Regions from separate parts of the Mus musculus genome. Here region 1 is linked to region 2. The links are chromatin loops, found by intact Hi-C in ENCODE. Cell type or tissue: heart. All regions are shown on one strand. Links, peaks and the distances in the headings refer to the core of each region. The heading gives the core; the rest is flanking DNA.

What was found. Peaks named below come from ENCODE experiments on the same cell type or tissue, not always from the same donor. Only the 100,000 strongest peaks of a DNase experiment are listed, where the experiment ranks them.
Region 1: a loop joins it to region 2, with 1.8 times the contacts of the local background. A loop is called at or near these places in 7 of 42 quality-filtered maps.

The regions. Positions count from the first base shown.
Region 1 is chr8:35,604,420-35,609,795 of GRCm38, forward strand. The region is part of intron 1 of Mfhas1 (malignant fibrous histiocytoma amplified sequence 1); the gene reads left to right. Among named protein-coding and RNA genes, the nearest start is that of Gm16793, 18 kb to the left of the region's middle. In heart, for the core only: no CTCF peak of the experiment used is centred there; no DNase peak of the experiment used is centred there.
Region 2 is chr8:35,659,488-35,664,863 of GRCm38, forward strand. It overlaps Mfhas1 (malignant fibrous histiocytoma amplified sequence 1), which reads left to right. Exons shown (of 3, transcript NM_001081279.2): 2 at 5,181-5,307. Among named protein-coding and RNA genes, the nearest start is that of 1700015I17Rik, 57 kb to the right of the region's middle. In heart, for the core only: no CTCF peak of the experiment used is centred there; a DNase peak (open chromatin) is centred at 2,844.

The sequences.
Region 1 (5,376 bases), core at 284-5,283, 55 kb before region 2:
TTAAGCTAAGGAAGTTTTCTCCCTTTCAGAAGTTTAGCAATGAGCTTCTTTTAAAAAAAACTTTTTCCGGTTTATCATGCTTTCTTTGTGTTCAGAACACTCTGGAGGCGCAATTAGTGGGAATGGTGGGGCAGGAGAGAGGCTTGGGAATGCAGAAAGCTCAGCTTTGTGATTTAAAAGGAGGTAATGTTTCTAACTGGCTGCCTTGATGCATGTTGGAATGCTATTGCTTTGAGCGTAATTACTCTTTTCACGGCTTAATTCATCTCTTATTGTGTGATGCGGTATTTAGACATAGCCCTAATTACAAATCTTGCATGTTTATAAATACGCGAAGATTACTGATCAAAACAAGACCTCGGCAGAGAGAATAATGCTTGGTCCGTGTAAGAAATCAATGGAAAATAATTGGTCGTAAGCCATGTTCCACTGATTCAGAACACTGCCTCTGCCTCTCTGCTGGGGGCAGGGTGGTCAGTCTGTCCTCACGTTGCCTTTCAAGTTCCACTCCGTCATATTTTTAGACCTAAGCTTGATACAGAATAGACAGAGCCAGTACCGGATGTCTAGTTTGGAATGGGTCTAACCTAGTGCACTCAAGTGTTTGCCATGGGATTAAATTGAATTAAATTCTGTTCTTGTTGCTCCTGTGTTTCGAAGGCCACTGGAAGCCAACATCATCAGACTCGGCTGCTTCAAATCAGTCTTCACCATATGTTCTTTAGAAATCTTTCTCCTCGCCCTGATCAGTGCACAAATCCCTGCAGATAGTATGGATGGCCAGGGTGGCTCACATTGTCTCTGAACATGCCACGAAAAAATATATATATATTCAATGCAACGCTCTACGTGCATGGCATGGCTGAGGTGACTTTGATTCAAGTATCACTCATGAATTGCATGGGAAGTACTAAAAAAAGAAATGTGATTTTTCCAAAATACTTCAGTGCCAAAATTGGTTCCCCTGTCTGCTGAGAACTTGGCTGTTTTGTGCCCTGGGATACAGCGGGGAGGGAGGGGGGAGCTTTAGAGCCCTCAGTAGCATACATCTGTCCCTTTCCCTGACATGGCTGGTACCCAGATGGCTCCTGAGTGGCATAGCCCTGGTAGTCTCTTTCACTGTCCCTCTCTTGGATGAAGCAGGTGTTCTTTTCAACTTATTTCAAGTCTTAAAGCCTCTGCATTTCCTGAAATACAAACAGACAGGGCTCGGCTTTTCCCTAGTTACTATGTTGCTTCTGTCCTCTCTTCATGGTATACGGGAAAGTAGGCAGGGGTACTGGTTGTCTGTTTGGTCATTTCAGGAATGTGGCTTCTGGCCTTGGCTCTGTTTCAGTGTAGCCAGCCAGCATTTCTAGCAAGAGTCGTCTCCTCTGCAGCCTCTTCTGGAGCTCTGTGGATGAGGCTGAGCTTCTCCGGAACATACTGCAGTCATGCTTAGCCAAATAGGAGGGCTGGCTGCATCTTGGTGATTACTAGAGCTGTTAAAATTCTCTCACCTAGCCAAAACCAACAAACAAAACCAAAAATCCCCAACAACAACAATAACAACATTCCCCCCCCCCCAAAAAAAACCCAAAATGGAACAGGTGACTTGTTTCCAGGACCAGATAAATTGCTGTGTCTCCAGCCTCAGGTGTTCTGCAGGCAGGAAGAAGCTGCAGGGTCCAGATCCTCAAACCACCCATCTTTTTACAGTCCATAAACCTTCTGATTTACAGTGCCATTTGTGATGCCAGCCACGCTTATTCATGGGGGATCTCCATTGAGATCATAACTCACTAAGAACCAGAGAGGGAGAATAAGGAGGTAGAATGGTGTCCATTGTTCTTTGTTAGAAAAGAACTCCATTCTTTAGCCGTGGACAAATATTTGCCTTTGAAGAATCTGGTGGTGTGTCGGTGGCTTTGTTCACAGCCGGGCATGGACACATGCTCTCTCGCCTCTGAGGATGCTGAAGCATGCGCTCCATGGATCATTTTATGCTTGGAGCCTGGCTGTGTGTTAGCTGTGCGTTGAATAGCTCTCTGCTTCATCCCTCCCTCTGGCCATCACCCGTCCTCTGACCCAGATCATTTCTGTAAAGGATCTGGTCTTTGTCTGGAGTCCACATGGTTTCCTATGGAAGTTGACACAGAACAAGTGTCTCCCTTACTGCAGCCAGAGATGAGAGAGAATTGCTGTATAGTTTTCTTGCTTTGTGCAAATGTAGCACCAGGGAAAAGAGCCATTCCTTGTTTCCTTTCTGTTTACCTGAAGTCCAAAGCCACAGGCTGGGACCTTTAGGAAACTACTTGGCATCTGAAAGTCTCAGTTTCATCTGAAACCGAGAGGAAAATTCTCTCTGTTCCAAAGCCTTCACACCCGTGTCGTTATGTCCTTAGAGGTCGTGAGGATTAAATAAATGAATAGGCACCCAGGCTCTAGTACAGTTTCTATTACATGGTAAACACTCAATCAATGTAGGCTATGATTACTGTGATCTTTGTTCACAGATAAGTAACACTGACACTTGAGAGGGCTAAATATCTTGGGCGTACGGCCGTAGCAGAAGCCAGGCTGTCCCCCAGAGCCTACAATCTTTGTGATCAGAAAAACAATAGCTTCCACCTGTCAAAAGTGGGGGATTAACCGAAGGAAGAATGAAATGACGTGAGAAATGCATGCGGTTGTTTCAGTGTAGAGACTGGACTATGACATGGGCTAGGGCTCTGTAATGATAGGCACAGGCAGCTTATGCCCTGTCAGAGGAGAGTAAGGCGGCAGCTGGGGAAGACGAGCAGGCAGTAAACAGCTACAGTGCTCTGCAATCAATTCCAAGGCCTTTGGAGACATGAGAGGCCTGAGGAAAGCATCCATCTGGAGCCAGGTGGGCAGGGCACAAAAAGACATCCAGAAAAATGCCTGCCTGCAGCGTTTCACAGTGCTCTATGGGGAGGATGAGGGTTGCAGACATGCTAGGAGCTGAAGGATTCAGTCACCAACACCCCTGCGATGTGAATGTGGTATGTACCTATTTTATGTATTTGGTTAGAAGAGAACTCTTGGCAGCTCCATCTAATGTTAAAATAAGACCTGGTGATTTTTTCCCCGTGAGTGGAAGTCGGTATTGAACAGTCAGCTGGAACTGCTGGGTTTGCATTTCGTAGACGCTCTGCGAGGAAGATGGATTAGAACTGAGTGAGAATGAAGTCCAGTGGCTACTCGTGCTCATTCAGACGGAATGAATAGAAAAGGCCCCAGAGCGTCCCTGGGGACCAAGGATACAGAGTCCAGGATGCTAAGAGGGCAGACCTGAGCTCTACTGAGTCCTCTGACCCTGGGCACAGTCAGGGCCCTCTCTTCAGGCTTCTCTTTAACTGTCCTTAACTGTCATGTCAAATGCCAGACCCTTTGATTTGAGCGTACAGCTCAGGATCAACTTTGACCACTGTGAGATGAAAACTGGGCCATTTATTTTAAAAAACAGAAAAGCAGAAGTGATCTGATAACATTGGTCTCCACAGGACCGCTGACCTAATTGGTTTATTTAGGGTTATTAGCCTCCCTGCTCTGATGGATGGTGCATACATTCCAGAAGATTTGTGGTCTTAGCTTTGTAAGTGGTCCTATTTCTTACAACTGGCAGGTTCCTATGGAAATAAGAGACTTTATAAATAGTATCTGCTAACTTTTGCCCGATTTAAGATATGGAAAGGATAAATGATGTTGATGGCTGCTCTCTTAGCATCATGAATTATGTATGGAGCAGGCTGCTGCGGTTCTTTATGGCTGCCCAGAGCCAGTCTTTTGTTCTATGTATTTTGAGCCATGGTGCTTGTAAAAGAGGAGGTCAGATCAAGTGCATTGAAGGAATCTGTTTGGGGTAGGGTCATCCGGCTGCTGTCTAAGTCACTGTGTTGTTTTTGTTTTTGTTTGTTTGTTTTCCCATCATCAGATTTGGGGTGACTGGGAGGAGGGGCCATGCGCTGTTCACTGCTGTGGGTTGGGCTAATGATGGACTCCAGAGCTGGCATGCTCCTTGGTCCTCATTCCCTTAGGAACTTCTAACTCTCCCCTGTGCCCTGACCAACCTCTGTATCCTGTATGCAAAACCAGGGCGGATTGTAACTAGTTTCTCACCTAGGAACCGAAACAATGTATCTAGGGTCTTCTGGTGCAGCCATTTTTTCTCTCCATGCTGGGTGAAGTTAGAAAGGATTTTAAGATATGTGAAGTACAGAGCCAGTCTGCTTCTCTTTGCTTTATTCTTGCTCTCAAAGTGATCTGAGTCACCAAAGGCTTAAAAACATCTCCCACACGACAGCGGCGATGACTGTAAATTGAATCCACTTGTGACTTGCGGTGGAGAGGGAGTTTCATTAGTTATTCCCTCTATATAGAGGAAGCTACTACCCAGCCGGCTGTCGCAGGTGTCCTCTGTAATTAATTGGAAGAGCTCAACCCGTGCATCTCATCCTGGGTGTGTCCTCCCATCTTCCATAAAATGGTCTAAATCAAAGATCCAAGTTGTTGAAAGTGACCTCAAATTGAGGGGAGCCCAGAACTTGTGGGCCACCTCTGTTTTAGAAGTACCAGTCTGTCTTCCAGAGGCTGGTTCTGAGGCATTTCTCAAAGCAATACTATACTCATTCAGCAGTCATTTAAAATATCCTGGGGCTCCTTTGAAGTGTTCATTTTGGGTGTTTGGTTCATACTGGGTTTAAACAAATTTTTTTAGAAAGACTAATTAAGTTAATTTCTTGATGAAGTGATGTAGCATTCTGCTCCTATAATATAGGAACTGGGATTGGACGCAGAATTTAAATGGGCAGATTGTAGCTGTCCGGATATTGATTCTGGCCTGTGCTCACTCAGCTAGAGTTTACTGTGGCCTTTCAGCCACCGGCCATTAGCAGGTCCATCTTTGGAACCTTCCCTCAAGGACTTGGGTTCAGGCTAATCAAGACTGGCAAGGCTGTGACACAGTGCAGGAGGTCAATGGACCAAGTGCCAGAAGAGTTCAGAGGAACAAGAATCCTTCTGACTGAGGGGGCCTGAGAAACCAACGTTCTGTTGCTTACTGGGGAGAGCATGTGGGAATAATGATCCCTTTTCTTCTATAGAAACCATCGGGTCCCTGGGTTGTTAACCTGTCATTAACACTGTATGGTCATTGCTATTTTTGAGTCATCATTGCTCATTTAACTGTTGTATTACATTTGAAATCCTGGGATCATTAATAATAAAGGAGTAGAAAAACTGGTGATTGGAAATGATTTTCTAAGGGAAGCCGGGTGAGTGCATGGGTCCTTTAATTTTTATATCATACCAGTAATGCTTATTGTCCTTATCCTAGCAATATTAAAAAACATACTTTCAGGTGTGTGGGATTGT
Region 2 (5,376 bases), core at 157-5,156:
CAATTCTTCACAGGGTTGAGGCCCACAGGAGGCTGCATAGTAGTCTCAGCAGACAGCCAGCTTCATTCAGGAGGCCCCTGACATCTGTGTCCTCCCTGATGACCACCTGTGCACACTTTCTCAGAGGAAGAAGAGAGATCATCCTTTAAAGCCAAATGTGAAACGAGTAAATGATTAAGTCCATGCAGTCCCTAAGGGCCCATTCACTCCGAGTCCACATTGAATGAAGCTTCAAGACAGATATGGAAATGGCAGTCTCATAACCTTCTGGCTCTACAAGGCATCACTCATTGTAGTGGGCCAGAGCAGCATTGCCCCATAGCAAGACACAGGAGGATATTCCCACGTGTCTCCATATTGTAAACAGAGTAATGTTATAATTTTTTGTCAGAAATAAAGACTGACTTCCTTTAGGCAGGTTTGTCTGTCTGCTGCGTGTAGTGTGTGTGTGTGTATACACAAAGATGAAAAGAGGTATTCCAAGTCCCCTGGAGCTGGAGTTACAGGTGTACAGAGCTGCCTGAGGTGGGTGGGTGCTGGGACCCAGACTCTGGTCCTTTGGCAGATTAGGAAGCTCTCTAAACAAACATCTGAGTTATCTCTCCATCCCCATAAGCAGGCTTTGGAAAGCAGAACTATACCAGGCTACATGTAATTGTTTTACATAATCTGCTGCTATACTGCCCTATGTAAATATAACTATTTATAGTGCCCACCCACTCTGGGAATTATCACTTTGGCTTACTTTGCTATGGATGACAGACGTGTAATAGAATCGAACTTTTTTACTTGAATTTTTTTATATTTCTGGTGAGGCAGAGTTTTGCCTGTGATAACTGATGGTCTAACCTGAATTGCATGCTTTCATTGTGCTTGGATGAATTCTTTATATATTTGGAAAATCCAGTTTCTATAGAATCTTATTGCTGCAAGCTTATGAAATGTCAGATAGGGTGTTTAGCATTTTTTGTGTGTTATCTAATTTAATTATCACAGTATCTCTGTCACAGGGCATTCTGATATGGTGTTTAAGTATTGAATTGGGTGGTTCTTGGTTTAAGTTCTGATACCACTGTTTCCTCTTGTGACCATTGGTAAACTTTATATATCCTGCAAGTCTTCCTTTGTGTTATATTTTTATTTTGTGTCTGTCTGTCTGTACCACCTCACTGTCTATATGTGAATGTATGTATATATATATATATATATATATATATATATATACACACATATATGTGTGTGTGTTATGTATGTATGTATGTGTACGCATATGTGTATGTACATATGTTTATGTGTTCATCTCTCTATGTCTGTGTGTGTGTCTGTGTGTATATTTGTGTATCTGTGTCTGTATGTCTCTCTCTCTCTCTCTCTCTCTCTCTCTCTCTCTCTCTCTCTCTCTCTGTGAGTGCATGTGTGTAGAAGTAAGAGGAAGATGCAGGCATCATTCCTCTCTGGGTTCTAGGGTTTGAACTCAGGTCACCAGGGTTGGCAAGCATCTTTACACTCCGAGCCATCTTGCCTGCCCAGTTTCCTCTCCTATGTATTGGAAATAACTGTCCCTGTCTTACATGCTTGTAAGGATTGAGAGAGTGCATATGTGCACCATCATGTACACAGCACACACTCATTTAATATCCATTGAGACAGTGGGTGTTTTCTCTTTTTTCCCTGGGTTAATTTAGGTTGAGAACCACCAGTCTAGCTGGTATAATGGAAAAGACCCATGGGCTACTTTTGAAGTAAAGGGGGATTTATTTAGGCTTAGAATTTTGGAGTCAAACCTAAGGCTAGGCAGCCCATTACTTTAGGCCTTGCACGCCATGGCAGGAGCACATGGGCAAGTAAGTGCTCACTTCTCCAGCCAGGAAGCAGCGTGAGAGACTGACTCAGGGTCCACAGTCTCATGGGCATAGCTCAAGGTCTCAGCTTCGAAGATCAGCAGCACCTACCTACCAGACCTGCCACCCTGGGTATCGAATTCTGACCTCTGAGGGGGCACCCAGCTCTAAAGAAAACCATCTAGCTGACTCTATCAAAGCTGCTGTTTTTATAGAAGTTGGTAACCAAGGCTTAAAAGTATTTGAATTATTTCCAGTTCTGTGCCTTGTGCTCACCAAAGGCTACAGTGTTGCCAACAGTCAAGCAGCTCTGTGTGGTTGGTGCCAGGGACCCATGCATGGGGTAGGGCTCAGAACCTGCAGTCCTTATCTGGGTACTCAGCCAGCCTGGAGCAGATGAAGCTGAGGCATGTCAATCAACTAGGAGAGAATTTCCAGTGGGAAAATAGGGATGCCCAGCTTGTGCTCAGGCTTTGGGTTTTAAATGAAAAAAAAAAAATTACACCTCCCACCCACATATGTAGCAGATGTGCAACTTAGTCTTCATTCAGGTCCTCCAACAACTGGAGCAGGGTCTGTCCCTTTATCTGCTGCCTGCCTGTAGATCCTGTTCCCCCTAACTGGGCCACCTTGGCCTCAGTGAGAGAGGATACAGCTAGTCCTGTAGTGACTGATGTGCCCACCTGAGGGGATTGTACCTGGCCAGGTGGAGGCTCTTCTCAGATGAGAAGGGGAGAAGGGAGTGGGAGGAGGAGCTGCGAGAGGGAGGACTGGGAAGAAAGGCGGCCTAATATTGGAATGTAAAGTGAATAAATTACTTAATTTTATAAAAGAAAAGAAAATATACCAAAGAGGAGCCAGGACCATCTGAAAGCACTCTGTCCTCAAGGCCCTGGTAGTACTGTGAGTCACTGTAGGCTGCTTGGATTTCCCAGACTCGCAACTCTTAGCAACTCTGTTAAAACGCAGACATCTGGCTTAACCAGTGACGCTAGGCTGGATGGCTTCCAGGAGTCAGCCAGCTCTGGCTTGCTCTTACTTGGGTCCATTATGTTCCTTTGACCCCATTTAATGTTTCCATTTGTAGCTGGCCTCTTTCTGCTGTTGTTGCTCATCTCCTAGTAGGTATTGGAGGACACACAGTTCTGACACATAGGTATCCACAAGACCAGCTCATGGCGCTAAACTAACGTTTGCAATAGCTTAATATTGGCAGTAACTTGGTGAGCGGACTAAAATTAGATTCAGTTCTTATTATGCAAAGACGCAGAAAAATGTTCTGCTCGGGGAATGAATGTGCCTCTAAAAGTATAAATACGTCAGTGCCTAAATTCCTTTTAAAATGGTGAAGTTAGGCAGCCCCTCCAGGAAAGATGCATCCTGGTTAGAGAAGCAGTCCCTGCCTTAGGGAGGTGCTGAAGTCTGGCAGCAAAGGGTTCTCCCATGCCTTCTACTAGTTAACCCTTGTTGCTGGGTACATCTCATAACTTCCCTGAGCTGGCTTGTTTTATGTCTGTTTGACATAGTCATTCTGGAACGGAGAACCTCAACTGGGGAAAAAAAATGTCCCCACCAGATTGGTCACTGGACAAGCCTGTGGTACATTTTTTTGATTGGTGATTGATGTAAAGGGCCTAGCTCACTGTAGGACCCAGCACTGTGGGTGATCCTCTGGCCTGGTAATCCTGAGGGTTGTAAAAACTAGGCTGAGCAAGCCAGTAAGCAACATTCGTGTATGGCCTCTGAGTCATCTCCTTCTTCCAGGTCCCTTCCCTGTTTGAGTTCCTGCCCTGAAGTTCCTTAGCAATGGTGTGTAACCTGAGAGTTGTAAGGTGTAATAAAACCTTTTCTCTCTGACTTGTTTATGGTCGTGGTGTTTATCACAGTAATAGAAACCCTAAGTGAGACAGCAGATTCTTCATTTGCAAAATGAGGATGTGCTGCCTGCTCAGTGGGGCATGGTAAGCACTGATGTGGGGTACACTCCAGGATTCTGATTCAGTGCTGGCACATGCCCCATCATTGTGAGCTCAGCTGAAGAAGAGGTGTTCAGAAATACAGAATTTTAAGTGTGTGTGTGTGTGTGTGTGTGTGTGTGTGTGTGTGCGTATGCATATGTATGTGCATGCTTGTGTGTGTGTGCATGCATGTGTGTGCATGTGCATGAATGTGTGTGTGTGCGTGTGTGCATGCGTGTGTGTGTCTGCCTGTGCATGTATGTTTATATGCATTTGTGTGCATATGTGTGTGTGTGTGTGTTGCATGTGCCATGGTGGGTATATGTAAACAGAGGACACCCTTGTGGAGGAGGTTCTAGGGAATTGAATTCAGGTCATCAGGCTTGCTGAAAGTACGTAAAACACAGAAGAGCCACCTTACTGGTCCAAACTACAGGATTTTAAGCAAAAGGACTTTCTCTCATTATATGCCAGCATAGACTCTGGAGCGTCTAGAACTTCAAATGACTACCCAAACTGATGGATTTCAGTAGGGTCTTTCCCCGATTTGGCGTGCTTTCTGTATCCTTGGTTGGAGTTATTTACTCCTAGGTCTGAGCAGGGCTGCCAGACAGAAACAAGGACTATCAAGAGCCAGATCCTGTCAACTGAGTACTCTAAGTAGCTAAGCCTGTGCGGCTGGACCTGAGGACCGAAGGAGGACGGACAGGTTCCCAGATGAGGGACCTACGAGGAGGAAGCTAAGGACTGGAAGTCGCTGCTCCTCCCAAGGAGTCAATGATCTTACGCAGAAAGAGGATGGGTAGGTGTGGCTAGTGTCTGATTTCCTAGGCCCACCTTAGTCATGAGGTAATCCTGTGTGCTTTAGAATCAGCACTTGGGAAATTCTCCTGCTCCAGGATGCTGGGCTGTGGTCCTGCTGTTTACCATGTAAACACCTTGAGCCCGCCACATGGCCGGATTGTTTGCACAGAGCTTTGTTTTGAGCCTGCTAGCTCTGCGGAAATGCCCCATATGCCTAAATTTTCATTACGAGGCCCTGGTTGGTAGCCCTGCCTGGCTGATCTCAGGAATCAGTCTGAAAAGAAAGGTGCACAGGTGAGCAGGGTCGCGATGAGCGCTTCCTTTGTCTGGAGGGTCCACCTTTCCACTACCACCATCACCACATAAGAACCTTCTCTGTGGTGATGCACTGAGCATCCCAGCAACTGAGGCTAGAGCTCTATAGTCCAGCCATGCTGGCTACATGTTGGTCCTCCATCTCATCTGAAGTCTTTCTCACTACATGTCTTACTCCTTTGAAAGTACTGTATTTCTCTGTGTAAATTAGTCCCACTCTTTGGGGCCTATTTCCTAATGAATTTCTCTCTCTTCTTTGCAGGGGAGTTGCTGAGCCAGCCCAGGCCAGAAGGGGTGGCAGAGATCATCTGCCCCAAGAATGGCAGCGAGCGAGTGAATGTGGCTTTGGTTTACCCACCTACACCGACTGTGATCAGCCCTTGTTCCAAGTGAGTTTTCAAGTCCCGCTGGCCCTCGCTCCTTGCTGCAGATGCTGGCTCTGTAGTTGTGATAACCCA